2 separate regions of the Homo sapiens genome follow, and region 2 is linked to region 1. Evidence: chromatin contacts called from ENCODE Hi-C or POLR2A ChIA-PET data. All regions are on one chromosome and are shown on one strand. Each heading gives the region's core, a stretch centred on a gene start or an enhancer-like site at or near the end of the contact. The rest is flanking DNA. Distances are from core to core; before and after follow the strand shown. Region 1 overlaps GLS (glutaminase). Region 2 overlaps STAT1 (signal transducer and activator of transcription 1).

Region 1 (7,265 bases), core at 2,329-4,828:
ACTTAAAAATACTTTAAATAGTTTTGACAAATTTCTTACAGGTAATCATACAATCAGAAGAGACCCCAAGTTTATCTCAAATTACTGGTGCTTATTCAGTTTTATCTTTGCTTGTAATACCTGTCTTACCTCTCTTCTATTTCTGTTCCAGGCTATCTGGATTTTTACCCCAATTTTTTATTTTAAAATTTGTGAGTCTATAGAAAAGTTGAAAAAATAAATATCTGGAATCTTTTACTTATATTTTCTAATATTTTGTCTTACTTGCTTTTTCTCAATCTCTGTCTCTTTAGATAGATAAAAAATATGTATGTATACCTCTAAACACAAATATGTAAATATATATGTACATAGATTTTTTTTCCCTAAACCATTTCAAATTAAGTTGCAGGCATCATACTTCACCCTTAGATAAGAAAGCACATACAGTCTAAGAATAAGGACATTCTCCTACATAACCACAATACCATTAACACATGTAAGAACGTTAACGTTAATTTTAAAATATCATGACATTAATCAATATGTAAATGTCCCCATCTCTTCCCCAAATGTCTTTTACAACTTTTATTATTATTTTTTAGATTCAGGAACAAATCAAGGTTCTTACATTGTATTTATTACGATGTCTGTTTTGTCTCTTTACTTAGAACAGTCCCCGTGCCCTTGCTTTCACAAATTTTATTAAATGGCTTTTATTTTTAAAGAGTGCAGGCTGCTTGTTTTATAGACCAGGGGTTGCTGACTTTTTCTTTGAAGGACCAGACAGTAAATATTTTAAGCTTGTGTACCATACGGTCTGTGTTGTAACTTCTCAGTTCTGCTGTTTAGTAGAAAACAGCCATAGACAATATGAGGGTGTGTTATAAAAAACTTTATAAAAACAGGCAGCAGGCCGTATAGTGGATGTTTCCCATTTTGTATTTGTCTGGTTCCTTGTCATTAGAAACACTATAATGTTAAACGTTATCGTAATATTATTATGTTAAACAGTTTTAGCATGTATACTACTATTTTATTCTTATTTTGCACTTCCTGCTTCGCATTTCAGGGGTAAACATTTTCAGGTTGCATGGCTTCCCAACATTAATTCATCAGCTTAAGTATCTTTTCCAGGAAGTATTCCATGAATCTCAACTTGCCTCTTTTCTGTGCTCTTCTGTTACCATATTTTATCAAACTTATTACATGTCTCTCTTTGCCCCATAACCACCATTAGACTCTGCCCTCCTTAAGACCTAGATGGAATGTTGTGTCTTCCAGTTCATTTCTGTATCCCTGTTATCTGGCAGATAATAGGCACTTGAGATAGTGTTGAAGAACTATGTGTCAGTCACTGTGATAACTGCTGACTAGTTAGTCATTTATCTAAACTATGTTGATGTTTTTTTTAAAAGTACGGCAAATTGATAAGAATTTGAAATGTTAAAATGTGCAATTAGAAGGGGCTGTCCACCTCAGTGATATAAAGAACATTAACCACAGTTCCTCTAATATCAGCAGCCCTTTTAGACTTGTAGGGCAATTCTCAAATATACCGCAAATTAAATCTGTCTAAATCAAAACTCATTCTCTTTCTTTCCAAACTGCTCTTTGCTCTAGAGATAGATCCCTGTATCAGTTAATATTATTATCCTCTCAGGCTATGTTAGAAATTCAGGCTTTGTATCAGTCTTTACTCTGCCTCTCCTTTTTCTCATCAGGTTGGAAGATTATCCAACTACTTGCATATTTGATCATACCTCTCCTTCCATTCCTATCACAGCTGCCTAAATTCAGGCTTTTGTAGCTCTCATTACAGTATTCTCTTAATAGATCAGTCATCACTTCTTTTTCCCCTTTTTCAAACTGATGTCAGAGTTATCTTTCCAAAATGCAGATCTGATTAGGTAACTTCTTTGTAAGCCCTCAGGCTTTTGTTTTGTGGGTAGTCAGGAGCTATTAATTATTTGGCATCTATTGGTTTTGATAATTTGGTCCCAGTCTCCTTTGTTTGTTTGATGTTTTCCCACTCCTCTCCATGTGCCATTCCCCAGTTACATCAGAATATTTGCCATTCTTCAGTGGAGCCCTGTCTATATACTTTTCTAACCCGTTCATGATGCATGGAATTTGCCAGTGCCTAGGCCTCACCCTGAAATCTATTAGTCCATTGAGTCCTGCAAGATCCATTTTGTGTTTCCCACTCTCAGTGAAAGTTCCATGATTATGTCAAGTTCCCTGATTATGTCAATTAAAATGGACTCTTATTGTACTTTTGGGTAGCCAGAGGATTCTGCAGTTTTTCAGTGTATTTTAATGGTAGAAGATTTGAGAATTTTAAAATTAGCATTTTTGTTTACAAAATATGAAGACTAGAAAGGACCTGAATTCGTTTCAGTCATTTTATAGCCAAGAAAATGAAGATTGAAAGAATTACCACTTAAATGACTTGTCCAAAGTCACACAAATAGCCTATTGACAGAATTGATTGGAACTCTGTAGTCCTGAATCTTAGTTCAGTGTTCTTTATGCTGTACATTGCTATGCAAATGAAATTATGAACAATCACACTTTTAAAGAAAGTACATAGAGCAAATGTTTTTTTTTCTTCTTCCAGGTTTCAGTCTGAAAGAGAAAGTGGAGATCGAAATTTTGCAATAGGATATTACTTAAAAGAAAAGAAGGTTTTTAAATTTTTGTTTCTATTTCAAATTATTCTTTCATTTAATAAAATACATGAAGATGTATGCTAAGAATTCAACAATAGCCTTTAAGCAACTACCTATTACTATTTAAGGTGCAGAAGTTTTTGCAGAGTGCTCGTGAGTCAGTGTTATCAAATTGTTAATGTTATTGTTAATTTGATTTGTATCTGGCAGCATTTAAATATTTGACTCATATTATTTATTAATACAAATTTTGTTTGAGGTTTAGTCTATTTTTTCAAAAGCATGATGCCTGATTACTGTTAACTACTCTTGATTTTTTTAAGTGGCTGGTCTAGTAACTTGATTTATAAATCATGAATCATTTTATCATTGTCAGTTAAACTAGTATCTAGAAACTTACATGATGTGATAAAATTTTGCTTTTTTATTTCATGTTTATACTCTTTTAGAAGTTACATGCTATTTTATTAATTAAAATGAAACACTTGTGTACATTTGAAATTTTTCATATATTTCTCTACTTATGTGCATTCCTGTGTGCCTGAATTTTTAATTGCCTTTCTGGTTTTTTTAGTGTTTTCCAGAAGGCACAGACATGGTTGGTATATTAGACTTCTACTTCCAGGTAATCTAATTATGTAAATCGTATATATAAATGGATGTGTCGGCTGGGCACGGTGGCTCACGCCTGTAATCCCAGCACTTTGGGAGGCCAGGGCAGGTGGATCATGAGGTCAAGAGATAGAGGTCATCCTGGCCAACATGGTGAAACCCCATCTCTACTAAAAATACAAAAATTATTCGGGTGTGGTAGTGTGTGCCTGTAGTCCCAGTTACTTGTGAGGCTGAGGCAGGAGAATCCCTTGAACCTGGAAGGCCGAGGTTGCAGTGAGCCGAGATCACGCCACTGCATTCCAGCCTGGCGACACAGTGAGACTCCGTCTCAAAATAAATAAATGGATGTGTCACATTATGCAAAATATAGATGTCTCAGAAATCTTGGTTCTAGGCCATGAGAAAATACATTTTCCATTGACTTTCAAAAATGTCTTCATAAAAGGCAGTCTCATGTCCATGCATGTTGCCTAAAAATTCATGCCTCAAAATGTAATGGGGACAATTTTTTCTGTAAACATATTTAAGAATTGTCAAAAATAATGAACACTCCCAGAAATTGGCACTCTTAATTATAAACTGGGCTCTAAATTTTTCGTAGCTTTTACATTTTGTTTGGGAAAAGCTTTATTTTTTATTTTTTTATTTTTTAAATCAGAGGGCTCTTATTCAGCATTTAAAAGTGTCAGTGTCTCAGCTGACTTGGTATCTTGTAATTTCTTTGTTACTACTCTATCCTGGCTTAACTGGTGCTAGTTCATTTCTGCAGTGTCATATGTCGGGCTTTCTTGTAAGTTAGAGTAGCTCTCAATATTGAGGGGGTGGGGTTGAGCGAGAGGGACCGTGTTACGCACAATGGGCTATGGTATAGAACTCAATTTAGAATAGCCTTCCTGGAGATCTCTTCTTTCACCCACATTTTCAGCTCAATTTATTCTTACAGATTTAACACAGTTGGTGCCACTGATGGGGCTGTAATGTGAAGCCACATAGGAGGCTACATTATTGTTAATTTCTAGTTCACCTTACATTTGCCTGTCTTTACTATTAAAGGTTCCTTAATTTTAACCTTTCAGTAATCTTAGAGAATATATAAGGGAGGTTGATAATGAGTTAGATTTTGATAGATGTCCAGGTTGCAGCTTTTCATCGGCCCAATGTGAAAAACCGTAAATTGGGAATCCAGACCATCAATATAAAATTTAAGGTCTAGCCTGGCCACTTATTAGCCATGTGACCTAATTTTAGTTACTGATCCCTAGTTTCCTTATGTGTAGTATATGCGTCACCTGCCTTGCCATATTATGTGGAAGATAACATGAGATGATATGTGAAATTCCTTTGAAACTAGCCTTTTTTTTCCCCCTGGTCTGTATGAATTTTTTCCGTAAGTTTCTTTTCCTTTGGAATACATATTTAAATTTGGCTGTTATAGAATCTACTGTAATGTGACATTTCTATACTTCATTGCAAAAATCAAGAAACAGCCATAGAAGTGGTACTGACTTTTTTGGAGAAGGGCTGCATCAAATTGAACGGCCATTGAGATTAGCAGGAGAGTACCCGAGTTGGCATTTGGCAAATTAAGAATGTGCTGCCTTATGACAAACAAAATTCCAATTAATGTTAAGTATAAATTAGGAAATGATCATTGGAATTCAGAAAGCCTTGCATGATTAAGTCGACCTTATCACAAATCTTTGCTATCTGGGGCAGTATTGCAAGTCGATTCTGTCGTTTTTGAGAAATAGGGAAGAGATTTTTTATATAAATAGGCAATGTAGTCAAAGTTAAACACACAATGTTCTAATTCACTGTACTTAGTTTTCCTCCTTGCTATTTCCAAACCCCTTTGTGCCTCTTGTAGATCTTGGAGTATGGCTGAGGAAAATTTATAAGTTGAACTCATTCTTCTCCTATCCACTTTATTTTTTGACCCCGTCTCATCCCAATTTTGCTTACTATTAGCTAAAAATAAAATGTGGAAAAATTTATTTTCATTTTATGGGTAAATTTGGGTTTGGTACGGTGAACTATTTTCATTATTTTGATTGTATTTAAATGCAAAAATTTTATCCTAGAGGGTATTCTTAGCACCCATAGTAAATATCAAATAAATATTAATAAATGGTCTAAAGGATAACATTTTGGTTTAGGCTTACAGAGCATCTGAGACAGATCTGCTTTATATTTTTCTTCCCCTTTTTCCTTTGCCTGTTACCATATAGATGGGGATGCCGAACTTTGTTATGGGTGAAATGTCAGGCACTGTAGCATTTTTTTCTAAAATGGTGATTTCTCATGTAGACACTATCATAATCTTCATGTATGGTGCTTTATCTTAAAAATATTTCATGGCTCTTTTTTTTTCTGTTGAGTTAAAAGTAATTATGCTTGTGTATTCCACAGAAAGTATTAATATTTAAGCAAATTTGAATATCACATGGGATAATAACAAATCTTAGTGTTTAGAGGCTGGCACTTCCTAGTCTAGTTCTGCCATTAAAAGACTGAGTATCTTTGGCCAAATCAGGGTAAATCTTAAAAGTGGGTAGGACTTCGGTCAACTAAAATCTTCAGAATGTCCTCAAGTTTATATTAAAGTAATCTCTTTGGAAGAAATATTTCAGATCTGTATGAAATACCAAATAAAATAGATTATCTTAAAAGTGAACAGTAATATTAAAAGTAGTATGAGAATTCTGCTTTTTCTTTGTGTTAGCTGTGCTCCATTGAAGTGACTTGTGAATCAGCCAGTGTGATGGCTGCGACACTGGCTAATGGTGGTTTCTGCCCAATTACTGGTGAAAGAGTACTGAGCCCTGAAGCAGTTCGAAATACATTGAGTTTGATGCATTCCTGTGGCATGTATGACTTCTCAGGGCAGTTTGCTTTCCATGTAAGTAATTGTTTAATCTTATTTTCTCTGGCAAGAAACTAGTCTGAACTGGTTCTTTTAAAAATGCAGTTTGAACTTTGCTTCTAAAGCTGTATATTAATTTTTGAGAGAGAGGCTTGTTTTCAAGGTTAATTTGTTACAAGATTAGTAAGGAATAGAGATAAGGTCTACCAGATGTTCTTAAGAACTTGGAAGTTTGATTTATAGAACCTCATCCCTTCTGCTTTTAAGGCAATCCAGTGTACAAGGTTAGTACAGTCTTTCTTTACTTTTTGTTTTTAATGTTTAGCATTATGATTATGTATCTTAAGAATTCTCTAAGTTCAGAAAGATTGCAAAGATGTGACGTTTCACATCTTTGGTTACGGCCATAGCTGTTTTAAGGACTAAAAGTGTATTAAAGTTAAAACTTAACAAAAATGTACTGCTTTAAGCTCTGTTGTGCATTTGCCACTTGTAAAGTATATAGACTTTTTTTATTTCATTCTGCTCATGTCAAGTCATAATGCCCTTCTAAAAGCTTTTTTTATTTTGGAAATTTTCAAACATGTAAAACGAGAGAGAGAGAGAGATACATTTAATGTTATCCATCACTCAGCTTCATTAATTATGAATACATTACTAATCTTGTTTCATCTGTATGTGCATCTGTTTCCCCTATCCTTGTCATATTTCAGTATGTAATTCTAAATAAGGATCCTTAACAAAACATAACAATAATACAGTTTTTACATATAAAAATTAAATATTACATATCAAAACTTTAATATCATTATTAATATCAATATTAAATTGAATATCAAAATATTTAGTTAGTGTTTAGATTTCCTGGATTATCTTGTAAATTATTATTTCTTTTTTTTTTTTTTTGAGACGGAGTTTCACTTTGTTGCCCAGACTGGAGTGCAGTGGCACGATCTTGGCTCACTGCAACCTCTGCCTCCTGAGTTCCAGCGATTCTCCTGCCTCAGCCTCCCGAGTAGCTGGGATTACAGGCGCCTGCCACTGCACCTGGCTAATTTTTGTATTTTTAGTAGAGATGGGGTTTTGCCATGTTGGCCAGGCTGTTCTCGAACTCCTGACCTCAAATAATGCACCTG
Region 2 (7,265 bases), core at 1,930-4,429, 55 kb after region 1:
CATGACTTTGTAATTGCGAATGATGTCAGGGAAAGTAACAGCAGAAAGTTCTTTCTTCGTGTAGGGTTCAACCGCATGGAAGTCAGGTTCTAAAAAGGAGAAAAGCTAAGTAAATCCCATAGAACATCCCAAAATGAAAGAGGACAGAGAAATAAAACACTGCAGAGTTGATGGATTTGAGTGAACCTCATAAGAACTAATCACAATCTAAGCATTATAACATATACAGTAGACTGCTTTATTTCTAAATAAATTATAATACTGTCTCAGGGAAAATAAAGGGAGGTATTATTCTCAATAACATTCTATTTGCCATTATTTGCTTAGATTTATAAATCTGGGCAAAAAAGATTTATTAAAAACCTTTAAAAGCCTGCATCTTCAATGATGTGCTGCCCATAGGCACATAAATAACTTACTACTAAGTGGATCATCTTGGCTTAAGCCACAGATTTAAATTACTAGAGATAAACTCACTTTGTTTTTCTTTTCATATTGAAAAATCTAATTTTTTATTAAAATAAATTATGATATATAGAAAACAACATTTCAAATTAAAAATGATCCTATTTGCTACATTTCCCTGTAACCCTTAACGTAATAAACCATGGTTTAATTTACTCCCGTTCTTATTCCCAGACTGAATTCAGATCCTTCTTCCTAGCTGATACAGAATCTCCCTTTGGGTGTCGACCTTCCAGAGGCCACGGTTCAGGTGTTCTGGGGAGCCTGCTGTGGAACATGAGACTATGCTGCCATCCTAACCCTTCCTGGCTGGTAGTGTCCTGCTTGACCTTTCCTGGTTGCCAAGGGTTTTCTTCATCTCTGCTTGGTCTACTATATCTGTCTCTCAGCTGGTTCAGGAAGGGAACAGGATAAGAGGAAAAGGGCAGGTTCTAATGACTACTGCCCACGCCAGACTCTCATCTCAGCCTCCCTGCTTTTTCCTCAGAAGAAAAATAGAACAAGAAAAGTATTCCAGAAAAACAAATAGAACAAGAAGAGTATTCCTGAAAAATAAACAGAACAAGAAAGAATACCGTTCCAGAAAAAAAAAATAGAAGAGTATTCCAGAAAAACAAACAGAACAAGAAGAGTATGGCAGAAAAACAAATAGAATAAGAGTATTCCAGAAAAACAGGAGAAGAGGAATATTTCAGAAAAATAAATAGAACAAGAAGAGTATTCCATTTTGTGTCTACCCACTGAAAGTATAAAAATTACTAAAACAAATCAGTTTTTCCTCCTGCCCTTCAAACAGACCAAACTCTAAACAACAGTGAAAAGTAATCAGTTGGTCTTTATGATTTTTTCATTTACGCTGTTGAGCTTCACCCTCAGAAACCTGCTTCATAACACCAAGGTTTCTGGAGTCTTTTAGCCATGGACTCATTTGATTAAATAGAAACCCCATATATGATAAAGATAAATTTGCAGCTGCTCTGTTTGAAGGCAGGGTAGAGGCTGCCACTCGTCCCAACAGGTCCTGCATCAACTCCCTGGCTGATGATGTGTATGAAGTCTTCTCCCGAAGCCTGTCTCATCTGCACACTCTACTCTGGGATGACCCTAAGAGAATGTGGATGCTTACTCCTGTGGGAAATGTGATTCCTTCCAAGAACGGGTTGCAGATTACATTGACTCACATCCTTGATCTGCAGATAACAAACCTGATGCAAAGGAAAGAATTGGCATTGTCTTTTCAAAACCATCATTTCCACAATATGTTCCAGAGAGTGAACCACAACCACAAACATTTGTGGTGGTTTATTAAATCCTATCGGGGGCTCATTTGGGGTAAGTATAAGATCTGCAATTTCATGTCCCAAACGCACTATCTGTATGAGCTGACTGGCGGCGATGAAGAGGGACTTCACACACATGGAATGGTGGGACTATGTGCTCAAACTCCCACTCACCGCCTCCGTTCTGGGACCGCTCCACCCATGTGAATGTGATGGCCCCTTCCCGGGAGCTCTCACTGAACCGCAGCAGGAAGGTCCCCGGCTGCTGGTCCTTCAACAGGGCACGCTCTCGCTCCTTGCTGATGAAGCCCATGATGCACCTGGATATCGAAGAGATGGACGGATGGGCTTTTAGTTCAATCATGATTTCCATTTTCATGCTAACTTACAAACCAAGAAAATGGCTGGAATGTGAGAAAAAAAACCTACGGTAAAAAACGTAGACTATTTTAAAATCTGTTCAGTTGACACTTAAGGAAGCATTTCACTTATACATGTATATACTAAGGTTTTAAAAAAAGCGATATGAACATGGTGTCAGTAGGATGCTACAGATGCTCAATAACACGTGTGGGATTAATGAGCCTTTTATTGTTCCTTTATTATTTTAAAGGCCATAACAATGTCTGAATGTATACATCTTTTTTACTGGAGAGGAAGACCTAGGCAATATATTTTCATATTTTAGCCCTTCTGATCAAGTTAAAGCTTCTGTTGAAATATCAGCCGATCCTGGCAATAAGTCAAGATAGAAATGATTTACCCAGTTAAAAGGGTTTTTCTTCCTTCCTAGGGGCCACATAGTAGGTGCTCAAAAAATTTTTGTTGAGTGAATGAATGCATGAATGGCACTCAAGAGTTGTTTTTTTTTTTTAATTTAGCTTTGCCAATACATATACTTGTACTAAGAAAGTGTAAGGTTAATGTTATGAGGTTCTACTCTTCTGAAGCCCTGAAGGGGCAGCCTATAAATGCGCACTCCTGTGAGATTCACACACGCCTAGTCAAATACTGAAGCTGGACTCAGGCCTTGTCTCAACCTCGCAGCACTAAAAATATGTTTCAAAATACATCTATCGGTGGCCCTTACCCATCATTCCAGAGAGGGAGCAGGTGTTTTTTAATGAGTTCTAGGATGCTTTCAATCCAAAGCCAGAAGGGAAAATTTTTATCATTTATATTTTCCTGAAAGTATACAAATGCAGACATTATGAACAAAAATCTAAAACAATGACTTACCATGGCCCCTCCCACCATCATTTGCAAAGACTCCCCAGGTGCCAAGGATGGAACTGTCCCATTCAGCACAGCAATGGGATCCCTCCCCTGGCAGGGAATATCAAGTTCCCTCCCCGCTCTTATCAGCATTCAGACCAGGAGCTCTCCAGAGCTCTCCACTTCCCTGGGCCGGGCTCTGCTTCCCTTTCCAAACAGTAGCAAGCTAGCCTGGGGGTGACCTCCAGCGTGACTCACGGAAACACAAGCTGCCCCACACTAGCAAAATCCAGCAGTGCAAGCTGGTCCGCACTGTCTGGTGACTCCAGCAGAATCTAAATGTTCCCCGCAGTGGGCCCCTCTGCTCGAGCAGGCCGTTAAACTCGTCTGGCTGGTCAGGCTGCGCCACCCAGCCCACAACATACATTTCACACAGAAATGGCTAAAACACTGCTGGGCAGGGGTCCAGCGTGAGTGAACAGAAGCCTCATTTCAGATATGAAAGAATGTTATCACTCAGGCAGGTGCTTCCTGTCAGACTCCTGCTCGGAGACCAACCTCCTGCACTGAAGAAAAGTAAACAACTTGCCCGAGGGGCTCCTTGGCCAGAGAAGAACACGCCAAAATAAGCAAACAGTTAAGTAACTATCACAGCAAGAAACATGAGAACCTCAACCAAGAGCAAAAAGGACTTAGAGAGCATAAAACCCAGACAGTCCTCACCTTACAAAACCTCGTCCACGGAATGAGACCATCGGGGCTGGCGTTAGGACCTAAACAAATAAAAACCAGATTTTTCAGCAAACAGAAACTGATTCTAAAGCTTTGGTTGGACGGATGGCTCTTGTATTTGCTCTCAAGGAAAAGAGCCAAACACCCAACAAAGATTGTATGTACACAGTTGACATTTTCGGATACCTTAATGCCAAATTAACTGAGCAATTATAATACGTGCTGTAAGAGGGCGGAATTTAAATGGTCTAAAATATGTATATGTTGGTTTGAGTTTAATGGCAGAAAGGAATGGATGGCAGATTCCTGGGCACCACGATATGAGAGTTTTTAGGGAAAGCGGAAACATCACAAAGCCTTACCATCTGCTCTCTCCCTCCCCAGCCCCCCTTTTCCCTCCCTCCTCTAAAGAGAGGACAGTCCTTTTAATGCCTCTTCATGTTACACTTCCTTCCAAGACCATCAGCTGACTTTGCCTTTTGCACTAAATCAAAGGTGTTCTGCTGGGCCTCCTAGAGAAGCCTCCCTATCCAGTGCCTCTTCCCACTGCCTTCCTCTGCTGCTCAGCAGAGCCCCCTCTCCCAAGGATCCTACAGAATTTTTTTCAAAGTTCAACCTAGGTGCCCAAGATCACCCCTAGATCTTCAATGTAACTGATACTTGACTTTACAAGTTTATTTTAGACATTATTTATGCATTTCCCTCAGCTTTCCTCCAAATAGGACATGGGCTCAGGCAGTCTGATGCAAATCAAAAACCAAGTGAGAGAAACGAGAGGAAGAAGCCCGGGGTTATTAGCTACACAAATTAAAGCAGCCTGGGCGAGAAGAGGCGGTAAGCCCATTATCGGTCTTCAAAGAGAACTACAAATGAGCCATTACAGCTAGAAAAGATATCCTTCTTAACTCTCACCAAATAAAGAAATGGAATAAGGGGATTTTGTACTTGTATTAAACAGCACAAGACCACCACTGTGACAGCTGCATATCCAAGAGAAGAAGGCACTGTTGAAAGTCACTGAGTTAGGAAGAGCCTACTGCTGTTTGGAGTAAATGCAGTGCTGCTCTACAGAAAGCAAATCTGGATACAAGTTGTCCACGGATTTTTAAAGAAATAGTTCAGATAGCCTCACTCACTGAAAGATCTGACCTTGAGACTAGTGGATCTTTGATTTGTTTAGTATGAAGGACTAATAAATGCACTGACATTAACCACTGAAAGGGAATTATCTACCACTGTCTAGACTCTGTCCAATCAGGCAAAACTGCAGATCAAAAGAGGCATCCTCTTGTGGGGACGGCATCCTCTGCTACCTGGGCCCCACCTGAGGCAAGGGCCCTGGGTTTATGCTGCAGTGGGCAAGCCCCAGGACTTTATTTCTCATCATGTCAGGGACTTCCTTTTTTCTCCCCAAGGTTAATGGTTAATAGGCCTTCATCTTTCTCATCCAGGAACTTATTTCAGCCACAAATAATATATTTTACATAATTCATAAAACTTTCCCTTGGGAATTCATCTCAGAAATCTTAATATGAGACAATGAGGAACGGATTCATTTAAATGTTATCAGGTCTATATTTCTTTCTAAGGTGACATATGATTCTCACTTAGCTATAATAAACTATAGCTTGAAAAGCTGACAGATTTTAGTACTTTTTTACCTTTAACAAAATAGCAGAGGGGAAAAGAGCAATTAGAGAGATATTTTTATGAATTTCAATTTTTATAAACATAACAAGTTAATATGCATATACCAAGAAGCTTCTCTCCCAACATGTTCAGCTGGTCCACATTGAGACCTCTTTTGGTGACAGAAGAAAACTGCCAACTCAGCACTTCTGAAAGCTGAGCCCATCGTGCACATGGTGGAGTCAGGAAGAAGGACAGATTCTAGAGAGAAAACACCCAAAATCTAAGGGTTACTACAGAGACACCAGTCACAAGTGTGGCACTAAAACATATGTCCATCCCAAAGTTCAATTCTAGTTTATATGACACACAGGTGCTTTCACAGTAGGGGAAGAGAAATACAGTCAATTTTCATTATTTACAGATGCACATTTGTGAACTTGTTTACTCACTAAAATTTACTTGTAACTCCAAAATCTAAATACATGGCATCTTTGGGGTCATTTGAAGACACACCCGTGCACACACAGCAGCACACAGCAGCAAAGAATTCGAGTCTCTTAACACGCTTCCAACTGAAGCCAAACAAAATGACACTCGCTTCCTGTTTCACCTCTCATAAGAAAAACGTGTCCTTTTTGAAGCCTATTTAGCGCCATGTTTTTTGCATTTTGTGACTGCTGTTGGTGATCCCTGTTTAAAATGGTGCCCGAGCATAGTACCACAGTGTGGTCTACTGTTCCTAAGCATGGGAAGGCTGGGATGTGCCTTATGGAGAAAATACATGTGTGAGGCAAGCTTCACTCAGGCATGAGTTACAGTGATCCTAGCTATAGGTGTAATGTTAATGCCTCAACAAGTGTATTAGATAAGGTGTCTTTAAACAGAAACACACATAAACAATGTTATGCATTGATGGGTTGACAAAAATGTTGTGACCAGAGGCTTGAAGGAACCTAGCCTCGTAGTTCCCTTAGGAGCAACAATTCATTATTTGCTAGTTAAGTGTTCCTGGTGACTTTAAAAAACATAAGTACTTTGAATAATTATAAATGACTGTAATTAATTAACAGTGAGTATCCACACTCTAAGAATGGAGCATGCTTGTTTAGTAGATGTATACATTTTAAAAATAATAACAATAAAGTGGTATGGAATCACTGACTGCCCTAGCTTACCCACATGGGAGAAAAAACGTAATTCTCATTTCAAATACATATCCATGCTTCATATTCCCAGATTTACTCAAAAGCCTTAGAAATACCACAGGAGCTTTGTCACTTCTCCCTTAACAACTGGCCATTGGGGCTATTTCAGAGATGCAGCAGTGAGAGCGTGGGGTCTCTGCTTAACCCTGGGACCAAAGCAAATGTGTTTTCCATACCCTGGGTTCCGCCACCAGCATGTTGTACCAAAGGATGGAGGCCCAACCGCTCGGGAGCTGGCTGACGTTGGAGATCACCACAACGGGCAGAGAGGTCGTCTAAAGGATGACAAAGACCTTGAAATCATCTGAATCACAGAAATGTCACCTTCAGATAACTGCTTAGCCTCAACTAAAAGCAGGGGATTATTTGTAAATTTGTACATATTTAATACTTGAAAATGAGAAGTGTTAAGTTCTGTTCTTCTGTCCAGTTTAACTTGTCTTTGATGTATCTTTCAGTTAAGAAATAAGTCCCTAAAAATAATAATAGCTACAATAATTAATTAAGGGATATGCAATATGAGAAGATGAAAACTGTCACAATGAAAACATAAAATGTGGGGGGAGGGCAGAGCAAAATAAATAAGTCCCAATGCTTAATGTAAAAAAAAAAAATTAACATCAGCGATCTCAACTGGAACTTTTAAGTTATTGAATTTGAAGGTTAATTCAATTGTCTAGCTTTCTGGACCATAAATTAAGGTTAAGATAGTATTAGCTGAAAAAGATCATTTTAA

The links. A loop is a pair of places that touch in the nucleus more often than their neighbours do. ChIA-PET counts read pairs that join two places held with the same protein, here RNA polymerase II (POLR2A). Pooled maps may share reads with other maps.
Region 2: a loop to region 1 is called in a map of PC-9, with 2.3 times the contacts of the local background. The contact joins two enhancer-like sites. A Hi-C loop is called at or near these places in 5 of 168 maps with a recorded cell type or tissue (B cell, PC-9, psoas muscle and 2 more), 2 of 37 single-sample maps with no recorded cell type and 4 of 50 pooled maps. POLR2A ChIA-PET finds 5 or more read pairs at or near these places in 5 of 52 experiments (CD8-positive, alpha-beta T cell, GM12878, PC-3 and 2 more).

What each region holds. Positions count from the first base shown.
Region 1 is chr2:190,921,318-190,928,582 of GRCh38, forward strand. GLS (glutaminase) reads left to right here. Exons shown (of 18, transcript NM_014905.5): 10 at 2,600-2,666; 11 at 3,226-3,276; 12 at 5,989-6,165. Among named protein-coding and RNA genes, the nearest start is that of GLS, 44 kb to the left of the region's middle. Within about 2 kb of position 3,579, at least 2 of the 41 ENCODE cell types and tissues checked have a DNase peak (open chromatin) inside an H3K27ac peak, as active enhancers do; they include PC-3, where a contact is called at or near this core.
Region 2 is chr2:190,976,937-190,984,201 of GRCh38, forward strand. It overlaps STAT1 (signal transducer and activator of transcription 1), which reads right to left. Exons shown (of 25, transcript NM_007315.4): 17 at 6,706-6,804; 18 at 5,447-5,582; 19 at 3,684-3,733; 20 at 2,836-2,930; 21 at 1,920-2,065; 22 at 1-89. Among named protein-coding and RNA genes, the nearest start is that of STAT1, 34 kb to the right of the region's middle. Within about 2 kb of position 3,180, at least 21 of the 41 ENCODE cell types and tissues checked have a DNase peak (open chromatin) inside an H3K27ac peak, as active enhancers do; they include PC-3, where a contact is called at or near this core.